Regions from separate parts of the Homo sapiens genome. Here region 1 is linked to region 2. The links are chromatin loops, found by intact Hi-C in ENCODE. Cell type or tissue: Calu3. All regions are shown on one strand.

The links. Peaks named below come from ENCODE experiments on the same cell type or tissue, not always from the same donor. Only the 100,000 strongest peaks of a DNase experiment are listed, where the experiment ranks them.
Region 1: a loop joins it to region 2, with 4 times the contacts of the local background. A loop is called at or near these places in 17 of 110 quality-filtered maps.

What each region holds. Positions count from the first base shown.
Region 1 is chr7:22,781,618-22,789,617 of GRCh38, reverse strand. No RefSeq gene overlaps it. Among named protein-coding and RNA genes, the nearest start is that of TOMM7, 37 kb to the left of the region's middle. RefSeq lists an enhancer at 7,074-7,574. In Calu3, CTCF peaks have their summits at 6,602 and 6,802 (motif pointing right); DNase peaks (open chromatin) are centred at 3,017 and 6,817.
Region 2 is chr7:23,051,257-23,059,256 of GRCh38, reverse strand. No RefSeq gene overlaps it. Among named protein-coding and RNA genes, the nearest start is that of HYCC1, 41 kb to the right of the region's middle. In Calu3, a CTCF peak has its summit at 3,499 (motif pointing right); a DNase peak (open chromatin) is centred at 3,456.

The DNA of each region.
Region 1 (8,000 bases), 270 kb after region 2:
TTCCCGTCCCCTTTCCAACTCTCCTCTTCGCTGAGAGCCGTTTTCATGGCTCAATAAAATTCTCTGCCTTCAGCATCCTGCAATCATCTGTGTGACCTCATTTTTTTTTTTTTTTTTTTTTTTTTTGAGATGGAGCCTTGCTCTCTGCCCAGGCTGGAGTGCAGCGGCGCAATCTTAGCTCACTGCAACCTCTGCCTCCTGGGTTCAAGTGATTCTCCTGCCTCAGACTCCCGAGTAGCTGAGATTACAGGTGCCCGCCACCACACCTGGCTAATTTTTGTATTTTTAGTAGAGATGGGTTTCACCATGTTGGTCAGGCTGGTCTGGAACTCCTGTCCTTGTGATCTGCCTACCTCGGCCTCCCAAAGTGCTGGGATTACAGGTGTGAGCCACCGTACCTGGCCCAAACCAATGTATTTCTTAAATATATTTGATTGCTGTTTTGTACCTCCCTAAAATATATAAAACCAAGCTGTACCCAGACCGCCTTAGGCACATGTTCTCAGGACCTACTGAGGGCTGCGTCACGGGCTATGGTCACTCATATTTGGCTCAGAATAAATCTCTTACAATATTTTACAGAGTTTGACTCTTTTTGTCAGCACTGCTATAACAAAATACTACAGACTGGGTGGCTTAAATGAGAAATGTATTTTCTCACAGTTCTGGAGGCTAGAAGTCTAAGATCAAACCTGTCCAACCAGACCTGTTGACAGTTTTAGTTTCTCTTGAAGTGTCTTTCCTTGGCTTGTAGGTGGCCATCTTCTCACTGTGTCCTTACCTGGCCTCTCCACTGGCACGTGCATCCTTGGTATGCTTTTGTTTTTTTTTTTTTTTTTTTTTTTTGAGACAGGGTCTTGCTCTGTTACCTAGGCTGGAGTGCGGTGGCGTGATCCTGGCTCACTGCAGCCTCAATCTCCCAGGCTCAAGCTATCATCCCACCTCCGCCTCCCAAAGTGGGATTACAGGTATGAGCCACTGCACCCAGCCCCTTCCCCTTCTTATAAGGACACCAGTCATATTGGAGTTAAGCACACCTATATACCTTCATTAGCCGTATTACCCTTTTTAAGACCTTATCTTCAAATACAGTCACATTCTAAGGTACTAGGGGTTAGAACTTCAACATTTAAGTTTTAGGATGATTCTGTTCAGTTTGTAACAATGATCTTGTGTAATCCCCTCCCCTTGAGTGTGGGATGGATCTAGTCACTTGCTTTTAATGAATCAAATATGGCAAAAGTGATGCTATGCCACTTTTGATATTAGGTTACAAAAGACTGTGACTTCTGTCTGATTCAGTCTCTCTCCCTGGCTCTTTTTGCTTGTTCTGATGCCAGCAAGCTGCCATGTTGTGAATTGTCCTAAGGAGAGAGCCACATAGCAAGGAACAGAGGGTGTCCTTCAGCCAACTGCCAGCAAGGAACTGAGGCCCTCATTCTGACAGTCTACTAGGAATCCTGCCAACAGCCATGTGCATGAGCTTGGCAACAGAGTCTTCTGCAGTTCAACCTTAAGATGACTGTAGCCTTGGCTGACACCTTGATTGCAGTCTGGTGAGAGGCTTTGAGCCAGAGGATCTAGCTAAACTGCACTGGCATTTCTGACCCACAGAAACCATGAGATAATAAGTGTTGTTGTTTTAAGCCACTGAGTTTTGGGGTAATTTGTTACAAAGCAATAGATAGCTATTATTATTGTTTATTGTTATTATTTATATTATTTTATTTTATTGTTATTTATTGTTGAGAACAAATAATAGTTACCACCCATGACTAAAGTTGGTCCTTTGTATCCATGGGTTCCACATCCATGGATTCAACCAACCATGCCTTGAAAACTACAACAAAAACTACCCCCAATAATAAAAAAAATACAACAATGAAAAATAATACAAAATTTTCTAGGCTCTCAGGCCTCCCTGGTAAAATAAAATAAAAAAAACCCAACAAATTAAAAAATACAGTATAACAAATATTACATAGCATTTACATTGTATTTGGTATTATAAGTAATCTAGAGATGATTTCAAGTACGTGGGAGGATAGTACATAGGTTATGTGTAAATATTTTATATAAGGGACTTGAGTGTCCATGGATTTTGCCACCTGAGGGGGTCCTAGGACTAATCCCCCATGGATACTGAGGAATGACTGTATTTATGTATATACAACGCTATATTTTTCCATATATTATTTCCTTAATCTTCACAACAATCTTTTAAAATCCTGTTTATAGACAAGGAAACAAGTCTAAAAGGTATTAGATGTTATGCCCTAGTTCATACATCTAAAAATGATAGATCAGGGATTTGAACCCATAGGCTGACTCCAGACCTGGCACCAGGAGAGTCTACATAATTTATGGGGCCCTGTGAAAAACAAAAATATGGGGCTCCTTGTTTGAACATTGTTCAAGATGGTGACAGCAGAGCATTAAACCGTGGTTAGGGTTATTTTGAGTACAGGGCTCTCTGTGCCTGCGCAAGTTGCTTTCCCACTGAACTTGCCCTGCCAGCACTCTTGCTTGCTACGCAATATTGCCTCCCATCTATAAATAGGAAAATATTTCAGATGAGGGTCCTAAAGCCAGTTGGAAAAAATGACAGGATCAGGTGTCCTCATTCTAAACCTACAATTTATTTCTCTGCATCACACTGCCACTCTAGGGCAGTAAACTCACACTCTACCTAACACCTTACCTGGGCTTGAACCTCCTGCAAGATCTTCACACTGATGGACTATTCAGCCACGTTGCTAGGAACACTGATGCCCTTCCTGCTTGAATGGCCATATTCTAGCACATGTTCTACTGAGGGCATATTGCCTGCATAGGGAAGGGGCACACAGCACCAGGGAGCACTGCACCCAATTCCAGTACCATCTGGTGAGCTCTTTGCTATCTAGGCAACTATTTCCTTGATGGCTTCCTGTCAGTAAAGGCAGGCAGGATGGCAGATGGCAGTAAAGAGTTAACGCAGCAGGCCTGGGTTGTCCAAACACCACACATTCCAAATGTCTTTAGGACCGGACTTTGACCACCTGCTGATAAGCTCCAAGCCCTTGTAAAATCCCACCATGAGAGTTTATTTGTATACCTGAGGCCATGGGCCCTTCTGGATATTATATATTAACAATGTAATTTAAGATGAACACCTGTTTTTGTTGTTTTTTTGCCTGAGGGCCTAGGCCACTGCCTTACCAATTTGACCTCTGAGGGCAACTAGAGACTTACATTGTTAAGGTTAGTCATGTGGTTACTCCATAAAAGCCCTGGATACCAACCTTTGGGTGAGCTTTTCTAGTAGGCAACACTTCACATCTATTGTCACACATCATTGCTGGGAGAATTTAGCACTGTCTGTGCAACTCCATTGGGAGAGGACAACTGGAATCTTATACCTGGCCTATGCCCTTTGTTAATAATGACTGAGATTTTTTTTCAGGATTAATGAAAACATCAAACCTCAGATTTAGGGAATTCCCTTGCTGATTTTAAACTCTATCCTTGCCATGTGGACCTCTCCATAGGATAATTCACAGCATGGCAGCTTGCTTGCATCAGAACAAGCCAGCAAAAAGAACCAGAGAGAAAGAGAGGGAGATATTTAGCAAGACAGAAGTCAGTTACAGTCTTTTGTAACCTAATATCAAAAGTGGTATATCACTTTTGCCATATTTGATTCATTAGAAGCAAGTGACTAGATCCATCCCACACTCAAGAGGGAATTACACAAGGTCATTTTGTTGTGAAGATGAGAACAATGACTTCCAAGCTCTTTAAATGTTGGACTGGGAACTGGAAGTCCCCATTACACTACTAAATTAATACACATTCGCTTCTTTGTCTTGTTAAAGAAATATGGATTGTGAGTGGAGTCTTCCAGCTTTCAACAATGGGAGAAATATTTGTTATGATGAGCAAAACAAAATACAAGAATGCAACATATTTGTAGTCTAATTTTTTTTTAGCCCTGAATTCAGAGCTTCAAATATAATGTAATCTTAACATGTTTCTTTTCTTTTTCTTTTTTTTTTTGAGACGGAGTCTCACTCTGTCGCCCAGGCTGGAGTGCAGTGGCGCGATCTCGGCTCACTGCAACCTTCGCCTCCGGTTCAAGGGATTCTCCTGCCTCAGCCTCCCGAGTAGCTGGGACTACAGGCGCCTGCCACCGCGCTGGGCTAATTTTTTTTGTATTTTTAGTAGAGACTGGGTTTCACCGTGTTAGCCAGGATGGTCTCGATCTCCTGACCTCGTGATCTGACCTCGTGATCCGCCCGCCTCGGCCTTCCAAAGTGCTGGGATTATGGGTGTGAGCCACCGCGCCCGGCCAACATGTTTCTTTAAAAAGCACAGAAATAAAACTAGAAGGAAGTATTCCCAAAGATTAACAATGAGTAAATATTGATCTTAATCATAGTATATTGGAGGATATTAGCTCTTCTTTCTTTTTTTAATTTTTTTACAACCTTAGCATACACCAGAGGATGCTCTTATTTTTGGTTTTATTTTCTACATTGAGCATATATGTCTTAAAACTTCCAAAAAATGGAAAAATATGTTTTCCCCTGAAGTTGTCATGGAATAAGGAACAAGGTTTCTTAATTTGGGAGCATATGCTTACTGAAATGGCTAATTTTATTTATTTGTTTTTAGAGACAGGGTCTCACTCTGTCACCCAGGCTGGAGTGCAGTTCTGTAATCATAGCTCACAGGGCCCTTGAACTTCTGGCCTCCAGCGATCCTCTGGCCTCAGCCTCCAGAGTAGCTGGGACTATGGGTACATGCCACCACACCCAGCTATTTGTTTTTATTTATTTATTTATTTATTTATTTTTTATTTATTTATTTAGTAGACATGGAATCTTGCTATGTTGCCAAGGCTGGTCTTGGACATCTGGTCTCAAGTGATCCTCCTGCCTTGGCCTCCCAAAGTGTTGGAATTACAGGCATGAGCCACTGTGCCCAGTCTGGCTTATTTTAATATGTGGTAATTACTGCTGACATGTTAGGAAGTATGCTGAAGAAACATGAGCCTCGTCCTTGTTGCTATAAATTGACCATTCCCTATTGTGTTTGTCTTTGTTATCTCTAACCAGTAGAGTGAATAGTGTGATGATGTGAAAAGGTTTGATCTGTACTGGCTGTTTCCCAGTCTCCCTGGAAATACCAGCAAGATAAATTCCCCATTGTGCTGGATGATTGTGAGTGAGCTACAAGCAGAACTTGATATGCTGAAACATAACACAATTTGTAAGACATTACTGAACTTCTTAGGCAAAAGCAGATATCAAAGTATATGTTGATTAAATGCATATTGCTGAGATTTTCTTCCCCTGAAATTCACCTACCCAGATGATAAGTAATTGCACCACATCTCCTACTTTCCCTGTTAATTCTAGAAGTCTGTAAGAGACGTGCTTTGTGTTACTTCATCTTACTGCTTCTATCCTTTTGTAAATTACCAAAGATCACTATTAATTTGAGCTCATGACATCTTTCTGATATTTTCCTTTGGTACATGTGGAACTGAGTGATAAATGTGGTTCTTTGTCATGAGCACTATGGTCGTAATACCTTCCATTTATATTTGTCCCTTCCTTTGATCTCTTCTTTCCCCTGTGCATCCTGAATCACTTCAGGCCCCCATCTCTCTTTGGCAATCATGATTCCTTCCTGTATTTGCCCCTGTTCTCCCCATCTCATGCCAGCCTTCACATTGTCTTTGGTAAACTTCCTCAGACATGCTGTTCACAAAGCTTAGATGGCTCTGCACTGCCTGGCTGTCATGTTCAATCTCACAGAACGCTATGGTGTCCCAACCTGTCCTCATAACCCCATTCTCCACTGTGGCACCTCATCGCAGGGTGCGGTCAAGCTGGAGTTCTTCATATCCCCAGAACCATCATTCCTCTGCATCGTGGCCCTCACTCTTTCTTGGGTCTGGGAGGCCCTCTCCTCATCTCTGCTGACAGCAATCTTACTTGTCTTTATGACCTGCTGCAGCATGAGACACTCATGAGGTCATCTGTGATTCTTGCTCGACCCTCTGCCTCAGGCAAATCAAATTTTCTTTTCTTTTCATTCCTATTATTATTTTTCTTTATTACTAATATGGCAGTCAATCTCCTATTTGAAGTACAGTTATTCTCATGCATGCTTATTTCATCCACAAATTTCCAAATCTCCACAAAGATCAAAACTACCATTGTCATCTGTGTCTCTTCAAAGTGCCAGACAGGTGTTGTTGTCATTGATGAATTAGCATAGCACTTAATGATTTACAGAGTGCTTTGACAAACATCTGTTCTCTCATCTGCCCCAGCCAAGTCTCACAGGTAGGCTGAGCAGGTATTATTGGAATTACATAGATGAAGCCACTGGGGTGCCAAGAGATTGTGTGCCAAGAGCTTAGTTGCCAATCGGTGTGGACAATAACAATTGGATGCCTGCAATTTATCTCATTTAATCTTCATATCAACCATATGGGGAGGGTAGTGTCACCTGTGCTTTACAGGTGGGGAAACTAAGGCCCAGGGACACTTGGAACAACTTTCCTAATACCCTAACTAGATTGTGACAGAATGGGGGCTCACAGCCAGTCTGCCTAACAAGTAGCACCTACCTTTTTCCACTGAGGGGTACTCCATTTCTCTAATTTGGCATTGAAGATAATTAAATATGAGATTAGCAAGTGTGGCTTCTCTTTAACGTTTAGTCTACACCTCTTGGGGCAAACATGGGTGTCTGATCATTTGGGGACTGTGGACTTTGGAAGCATCGCCCCAGGACCTCGGTGTCCAGCAGGGGGAGTGGGAGAGCAGCATCTATCTGGTAAGAGGTATGAGCTCCTGTCCTGGTGCTGGTGGCTTTGCTGTCTTAATATCTCACTTGGCTTCTGGCTGGTAGTTCAACATCAGTGGTTTGCTATTGTTTTCCCTTTGCTACGAGGAAGGCCTCTGCCATTACTGTTGACCTGTCTTAGATGGCGCGAGAATTGATGTCACAGAGAAACGCTGTCTTTGATTCCCTGTGCTTCATAGGGCAAATAGAATGAGAAGCCACATGGGTTAAGAAGCCCACCTGAGAAAACATGGTAGGACTATAGTATGTGTTGTCTTGTCTTTTCTGGAACAAGGGCAAGCACAAATAAAAATAGAACATGGGAGATGGTATAAACTAGTGGGGAGACTGGGCCCCTGACAGGCAGAGTGTAGAAGGCAGATGGTGGAGGTGGGCCAGGGGAGGGGCACAGAAGGCTCAGGAGGCAAGTGGTGAGGCCACAAGGGTCCAGGCGGGTAGCGATGGGCTGAGCGTGGTACTGCATGCCTTGGCAGCTGGTGGGTTATGTTTGGCCTGCAGAGATAACATTGAAGTAGAGATGGCAGGGATACAGTTGCGGTTGAAAGCTAAGTAAGGATGCAACAATGTACAAAGCTCCGAACTGTGGCTGGAATTGGGCTTTGAGGCAGGGAGCTGGAAGTCTGGAAAGATGAACTGGGGCCTGGCATTGAGCTTGTCAGCATGGGGTTAGGGGAATGCTTATGGCATGGAGGAGGGGATGTACTCATAACCCTGAGAAGGCAGGCTGATGCTGGCAAGCAGGTAGTGGTGAACGCCTAAGGAGGATGGCACCAGAGAGGACCATGGCTTGGCAGAACTTGCTGCAGGAGTCCTGCACCTCTCTTTTCAAGGTGCCCATCTGTAGTGCTTTCTGAATCCAGCTCCCCACATTGTTTGTCCTCTGGTGGGCCTGCAACCAGTTCTGTTCTAGAATTACTTGCTTAGTGAAATGTTGGTAGATGACACATTGCACTTTGATGGTAGGAGTGGGGGCGATAAATTTTGGAATTAAAAATTCTTCCAGAGCCAAGCAAATACAGCTTTTTTGGCCAGTGCCTGGATGGAAGGAACAGACACAAGTGCACAGCAGTGTCACGTACATTACCTCACAGAGGAGGTATTTTGAGATAGGAGCCATGCTTTACGCCCCCTCAAGT
Region 2 (8,000 bases):
CTTTCTTTCTCTTTCTTTCTTTTTTCTTTCTCTCTTTCTTTCTCTCTTTCTTTCTTTCTTTTTCTTTCTTTCTTTTTTCTTCACATAGGGCAGAGTCTTTTCCTTAGACACAAACCAAGCTCATTGAATTGCATCAGACAAAAACCATATATTTTAACCTGAATAATAGGAACAGTTATGGCTATAATCTTGTCCTATAATTATTATTATTTTTTCTGATGGCTAAGGTTAGACCTGCTCAGTAGTGCTCAGTAGTGAAAACAGGAAGTTGTTTTGTGAAATTTTTATTATCACAGACTTAAACTCCAAACAACTCAGACCAAAAGATAAACTGCTGTCCTGAAATTGCTCAAGCCATTGCCCAAATGTCCACTTCCCTTTGAGCTTTATAGAGATGGCCGAAAAATACTTTAGCATTGGTAGGCACTAGGGGTTCTGATGAGTACTTATAAGGATCACAATTTGCTAGGCTGCCATTCTGCTTTGGGATGAAATGGTAATCAATTTTAGAGCCTAAGACATTTTACAACTTAACTGACAAACCAAAAGCAATTTTCAGTTTTTCACCAGGATCTGGGGACTAGAATTCCCTACCACACTATTAAACATTTCTTGGCAGCGGCTCGTGGGATGTGCCTGTCAGCTCTTGGCAGAAGCTATAATAGAATCGTCCTTCTTCCCTCTATCACTCTAGCAATTCACAGTCGATTTACAGTACTTTCTGGGAAAGGCAATTCTCAGTCCTAAGGGACATCAAAATGAAAAGCACACCAAATGAAGTGTTTAATTTCATCAACCCGAGGATTAAGTAAAAAGTCATTTTCTCCTTTAGGCTCATAATAGAAAAATAGCCTTCTGTTAGAGAGACTTAATTATGTGAGCACTTATAAAATAAATTCCTGTCATAGATTATGTGTCATTTAAAATTGTAACAGAGAAAAGTGTTTAAATGTAAACTTGGTTGTTGATGAAAAGAGTCAAACTGTAAAATATTTTAAGAGACTTATTCTGAGCCAAATATGAGGGAGCATGGCCTATGACACAGCCCTCAGGAGGTCCTGAGTACACGTGCCCAAGGTGGTCGGGGTACAGCTTGGTTTTATATATTTTAGGGAGATTGAGACATCAATCAAATACATTTAAGAAATACATTGGTTTCATTCAGAAAGGTGGGACCACTCAAAGTGGGAGCTTCCAGGCTATAGGTAAATTTAAACTTTTTCTGGTTGACAATTGGTTGAGTTTATCTGAAGACATCGGATCAATAGAAAGAAAATGTTCAGGTTAAAGGATTGTGGAGACCAAGTTTTATTGTGCAGAGGAAGCTCTCAGATAGCAGACTTCAGAGAGAGCAGGTTGTAAAATGTTTCTTATCAGACTTAAAAGGGTCCCTGGCTCTTAGTTGATTTTCTCCTGGATCTGGGAAGGGAAGAAGGAAAACAAAGGGGAAAGGGGCTTCTCTATAGAATGTGGATTGTTCCCACAAGAGACTTTGCAGGGCAATTTCAAGATATGGCAAGGAAATATATTTTGGGGTTAAATATTTTGATCTTATTCCTTGTCTCATAGTGTTATGCCAGAGTCAGACTGGAAAGTAAGCCACGATATGCAGGGTTAAATAACACCCGTCTGATGAGAATTTACGGTTTGCAGGGCATAACTCCCCAGGCCCCTTAGGTAGGAATTTGGGCAAGATAAAAAATCAAAGCTTAGTCTTCATGGTCAATTCATCCTTTATGGACTGACATACATTTTTTAAAAAGTAACAAATAGATCCTAAAATATATTTCAAAAGAATAGAAGCTTATTTCTCTTTTAAATGAGTGGACTATGTTTTTTTTTGTTTGTTAATTTTGTTGTTTTTGTTGGTTTTTTTTTGAGATGGAACCTCGCTCTGTTGCCCAGGCTGGAGTGCAGTGGTGTGATCTTTGCTCACTGCAGCCTCCACCTCCTGGGTTCAAGTGATTCTCCTGCCTCAGCTTCTGGAGTAGCTGGGATTACAGGAACATACCACCACCCCCGGCTAATTTTTGTATGGACTATGTTTTAAAGCAGTTTTAGGTTTACAGAAAATTGATTGGAAGGTACAGAGAGTTCTTATATATCCCACTTTGCAGCCTCCCAGGCCCACTCCCCACCTTCCCCTTCTTTATGATTTCCACCACTATTCACATCTTTCATTTGTTACACGGTACATTTATTACAATTGATGAGCTGATATGGACACATTATTATTAACCAAAGTCCATAGTTTACATTAAGATTCACTCTTTGTGTTCTACGTCTACCAGCAAATGTATGACATGCCTCTACCATTACTATCATACAGAATAGTTTTACTGCCCTAAACATCCCTTGTGCTCCAAGTTATCATCTGTCCCTCTCCTCAAACCCCTGGCAACTACTGACCATTTTCTGTCTTCATTGTTTTACCTTTTCCAGAATGTCATATCATTGGAATCATACAGTATATAGCCTTTTCGGACTGGCTTCTTTCACTTAGCAATATGCATGTAAGGTTCATCCGTATATTTTCATGACTTGATGGCTTTTTTTTCATGTCATTGCTGAATAATGTTTCATCATATGGATGTGCCACAGTTTATGTATTCATTCACCTGTTGAAGGATACCATGGTTTCTTTTGGGGATTGGCAATTACGAATAAAGGTGATATAAACATTTGTCTGCAGAGTTTCCTGTGGATATAAGTTTTCAACTCATTTGAGTAAATACCAAAGAGCATGATCGCTCCATCATAGAGTAAGATGTTTAAAATTTTTTAAGACTTGCCAAACTGTCTTCCAAGGTGTCTGGACCATTTTGTATTCCTACCCAGCAGTGAATGAAAGTTCCTTTTGCTCCACCAAATCCTCACCAGCATTTGGTTATGTTAACATTTTGAATTTTAGCCATTCTAATAGGTATATAGTAGTTTCTTATTATTGTTTTATTGATTTTATGCATTTCAAAGTGTATTAAAACATATTTCTACCTCCTGTATCCAAGGTTCTTAACCTTGAGTTGAGAGATGGAATTCAGGACCTTCATGAAGTTGTGTATAAAATTGTGTGTGATTTTCTGGATAATGAGTGGAGCTTATTTTTATCATTAGAATTTAAAAGAGATTTATCACAAAGACAAAGTACCTTTGTTTTAGACCATTTTATTATTATTGTTTTAATTTAAATCACTTTTAACAGTATTGTTTCAATTTAGATTCTGTGCTGTTTGAAAAGTTAGGCCATAGGCAATTGCACTTATAATTATCCAACAGATTTCTGGGGAATCGTTAATGTAACAATCACAATATTAGACACTGGAGATACAGAGCTCAAGAAAATATGATATCTGTTCTTAGGAAATTCATACTCATGTAACTCCTGTTATCAGCCAATAATCAAAGAGGAAGAAGAAAGGCTGCCCTGTCATTCTGATTACTTCTGGGTGCTCAGTCCTGATTGTGCCAGTAGATGTCACTGTAGTGTAGGACAGCTAACCTGATCAGTTAACCTGAAGGCATGGAATTCAGAAATCTCTCTCTTTTTGGTGCATGATGTACATTTTAAAAAAGTAATGTAGATTTTTTTCTTACCGACACAGACACAGAGCTGACATGAGTATAAAATTGTAGTTATTTAAAAATTTAGAGGATATTTTGAAGCCTAACTAAAAATATTTCTGCAAAAGAATATGCATAGCCAACAATATTATAATTTAACATATAATGTTTTAAGCTGGCAATTTGAAACTTCTAAGCTTTCATCATGATTTTAAAGGTAATTGGAGGATTCACATTAAACAAAAAGCCCAACAACAACCATTACTTATATTTGTTAGCATCTGGCATTTCTCTTGTAAAACCCAAAGACAAATTGAATACTTCTAGTAAGAGTGAAAGATTTAAATTTTAGCCTCTATGACATATATGTTATTTCAGAGATTCTTCTATTCTGAAACAAGAAGAATTCTGTACAAGGAAAAGCTGAACTAAAAATCAAAAGTCTTGCTTTAATTTTTAAAGTGCTTATTCATTAATCAAATAAATTATGCTCATACCCAAGATTTTTTTTTCTTTTCTTTTCTTTTTAAACGAGATAGGGCCTTGCTCTGTTGCCGAAGCTGGAGTGCAGTAGTGCAATCATAGTGTTGCAGCCTCAATCTTCTGGGCTCATGCGATCCTCCTACCTCAGCCTCCTCAGTAGCTGGGACTATAGGCACATGCACAGGCACATGTCCAGCTAAATTTTAAAATTTCTGTAGAGATGAAGTTTTACTATGTTGCTCAGGCTGATCTCAAACTCCTGAGCTCAAGCAGTTCTCCCGATTTGGCCTCCTAAAGTGCTGGGATTACAGGTGTGAACCACTATGACCGGCTGAATTTTTTTTGAAATAAAAATTTGAGTAGCAGTTGTATAGACTCAGACTCAATTACATTTAATGTTTTTTTTTTTGTTTTTTTTTTGGCTAGTCTCAAACCATTAAGGACCAATGAGATAAACTAATATACATCATGCTGAGGTGTAGGAGTTTTTCTTTATGCTGAGGAGCTAATATTCTGGATCCAATCACCCAATGAGAATGTCTAGCTTACTTTTTAGCATCCATATCCCAAGGAGGGTTTGTCAATGCAAACTCCTTTTCATATACAAAATCACTCTGAAGAGGTCTTTTGTTTCTAAATGTTCACCAATTAAGTGGGTGGATATTTAAAAGCTGTCTAATTTGTACTGGGAAGGTTGGCATGGGAAGCTCATTTTATGAGCCAGCATTACCTTAATATTGAAACCAGACAAAATAATTACACGTAAAAAAACTACAGACTAATATCCCAAATAAACATAGACCCCAAAATTCTCAAGAAAATATTAGCAAATTAGATGCAGCAATAAATAAAAAGGATAATGCATCATAACTAAGTGGGATTAATTCTAGGAAGGCAAGGTGGCTCAATATTTAAATCTAAATTAACGTAATTCATTATGTCAATAGATAAAAGAAGAAAAATTATAGGATCATCCCAATAGATGCAGAAAAAGCACAACAAAATTCAATATTCTTTCATGATAAAAACTGTAAGAAAATATCCTCAACTTAACAAAGGACATTTATGAAAATCCTATGGCTGACATCATTCTTAATGGTTGTCTTAGTTTGGTCTGTGATATCGTTTGGTGTGTCCCCACCCAAATCAATCTCATCTTCAATTCCCATGTGTTGTGGGAGGGACCCAGTGGGAGGTAATTGAATCATGGGGACAGGTCTTTCTCATGCTGTTCTTGTGATAGCAAGTAGGTCTCATGAGATCTGATGGTATTATAAGGGGGAGTTTCCCTGCACAAGCTGTCTTTTTGCCTGGTACCATCCATGTAAGACGTGACTTGCTCCTTGCCGTCCACCATGATTGTGAGGCCTCCCCAGCCACACGGAACTGTAAGTCCATTAAACCTCTTTTTCTTTCCAGTCTCAGGTATGTCTTTATTAGCAGTGTGAAAATGGACTAATACAGTCTGCTGTGACAGAATACAGATTGAGTAGCTTAAACAATAGACATTTAGTTTTCACAGTCTGGAGTCCGAGAAGTCCAAGATCAAGGTCCCAGCAGATCTGGTGTCTGGCAAAGGCACTCTTCCTTCTTTGCAGATGGCTGTCTTCTCATTGAATTCTCACATGGCCAAGAGAATGGTGAAAGACTAAGTGCTTTCCCCTAAGCTCAAGAATAAGTGAAAATTGTCTACTCTTACCACTGCTATCACCTTACCAGAGGTCATAGACAGGGCAATAAGGAAAGAAAAAGAAAAGACAGAGATTTTAAATGAAGAAATAAAACTGTTGCTATTTATAGATGAGAATCTGTAACATAGGAAATCCCAAAAGAATATACAAAATGGCTACTGGAATTTATAAGGGAGTTTAGCCAGGTTGTGGGATACAAGCTCAATATTCATATATCAGTTGTATTTATATATATTCATAATAAAAAAAGGAAATTAAAATTTAAAAATCACTTTGCAGTAGCACTCAAATTATTAATTACTTAGGTATAAGTCTAACAAAATATGTGCAAACTTTATATGCTGAAAATTAAAATATTGATGATAGAATCACAATCTTTAAAGAAAGAAGTATCTGTGTTCATGGATTGGAAGACTCAATATTGTTAGGGTGCCAGTTATTCCCAAGTTGATTATAGATTCAGTGCAATCCTAATAAAAATTTTAGCAGATTTTTTCTTTTATAGAAGCCAGCAAACAACCGAGCACAGTGGCTCACACCTGTAATCCCAGCACTTTGGGAGGCCAAGGCCGGCAGATCGTGAGGTCAAGAGATCGAGAGAATACTGGCCAACAAGGTGAAACCCCGTCTCTACTAAAAATACAAAAATTAGCCAGGTGTGGTGGCACGTAGCTGTAGTCCCAGCTACTCAGGAGGCTGAGGCAGGAGAATCGCTTGAACTTGGGAGGCGGAGATGGCAGTGAGCCAAGATCACGCAACTGCACACTTCAGCCTGGTGACAGAGAGAGAATCCGTCTAAAAAAAAAAAAAAAAAAAAGAGAAACCAGCAAATATACCCTACGTTTATATGGGAAAGCAAACCGGCAAACATACCCTACATTTATATGGGAAAGCAAAAGATAGTCAAAAATTTTTGCAAAAGAAAAAAGTTGGAAGACTCAACACTGCTAACTAATTTCAAATCTTACAAGCCACAGTAATCAAGCCATTATGGTATTGATCAAAGGATAGAAACAGATGAATGGAGCACACGAGAGCAGGAGTTGTCAAATTATGGCCTCCAGGACTAATCTCACTGGCTGTTTCTGTAAATAATATTTTATTGAAATAAAATAATACTTCATTAAAATACAGCCATGCTCACTTATTTACATGTTGTCTATGGCTGCTGTTGTACTATAACGGTAGAATTGAGTAATTGTGACAGAGACTGTATGGCCTGCAAAGCCTAAAATCTTACTTATCTGTCGCTTTAGAGGAAAAGCTGGTGAACACTTCAAATAGAATCCAGACATAAAACAACATATACATGGTTAATTGAATTTTTTTTTTTTTTGAGACGGAGTTTCACTCTTGTCCAGGCTGGAGTACAGTGGCATGATCTTGGCTCATTGCAGCCTCTGCCTCCCGGGTTTAAGTGATTCTCCTGCGTCACCCTCCTGAGTAGCTGAGATTACAGGTGCATGCCACCATGCTGGCTAATTTTTGTATTTTTAGTAGAGACGGGGTTTCACCGTGTTGGTCAGGCTGGTCTCAAACTCCTGACCTCAGGTGGTCCACCCAACTTGGCCTCCCAAAGTGCTGGGATTACAGGCATGAGCCACCGTGCCCAGGCTGTTAATTGACTTTTGACAAACATACAGAGGTAATTTAATGTAGAAAGGATAGGCTTTTAAAAAATGCTGCTGCAACAATTAAACATATGTGTGTAAAAATACGAACCTCAATGCATACCTCACACTGTGAGGGCCTTTAGGCAGAATTATCTACTTCCTCCCTTAAACTTAACTCAAAATGGATCTGAAATCTAAGTGTAAAACCTAAAACTATAAAACTTCTAGAAGAAAACACATGTGAAAATCTTTCTGAGCTTGGGTTAGGCACAAATTTCTTAGCATCCAAAAAGCACAAATCAGGAAAAAAAAGTTGACAAATTGGAATTAATCAAAATTAGAAACATCCACTCTTCAAAGGACACTGTTAAGAAAAATGAAAGAGAAGACACAGTCTGAAAGAAATATTTGTAAAACACTGTATAATAAAATACTGATATCCTTAATATGTAAAGAACTCAATAATAAGAAAATGGGCAGGGCACAATGACTCACACCTGTAATCCCAGCACTTTGGGAAGCCGAGGTGGGCAGATCACTTGAGCTCAGGAGTTCCAGGCCAGCCTAGGCAACATGGCAAAACCCTGTCTCTGTTTAAAAAAATACAAAATTAGCTGGGTGTGATGACTCAGGCCTGTGGTCCCAGTTGAGG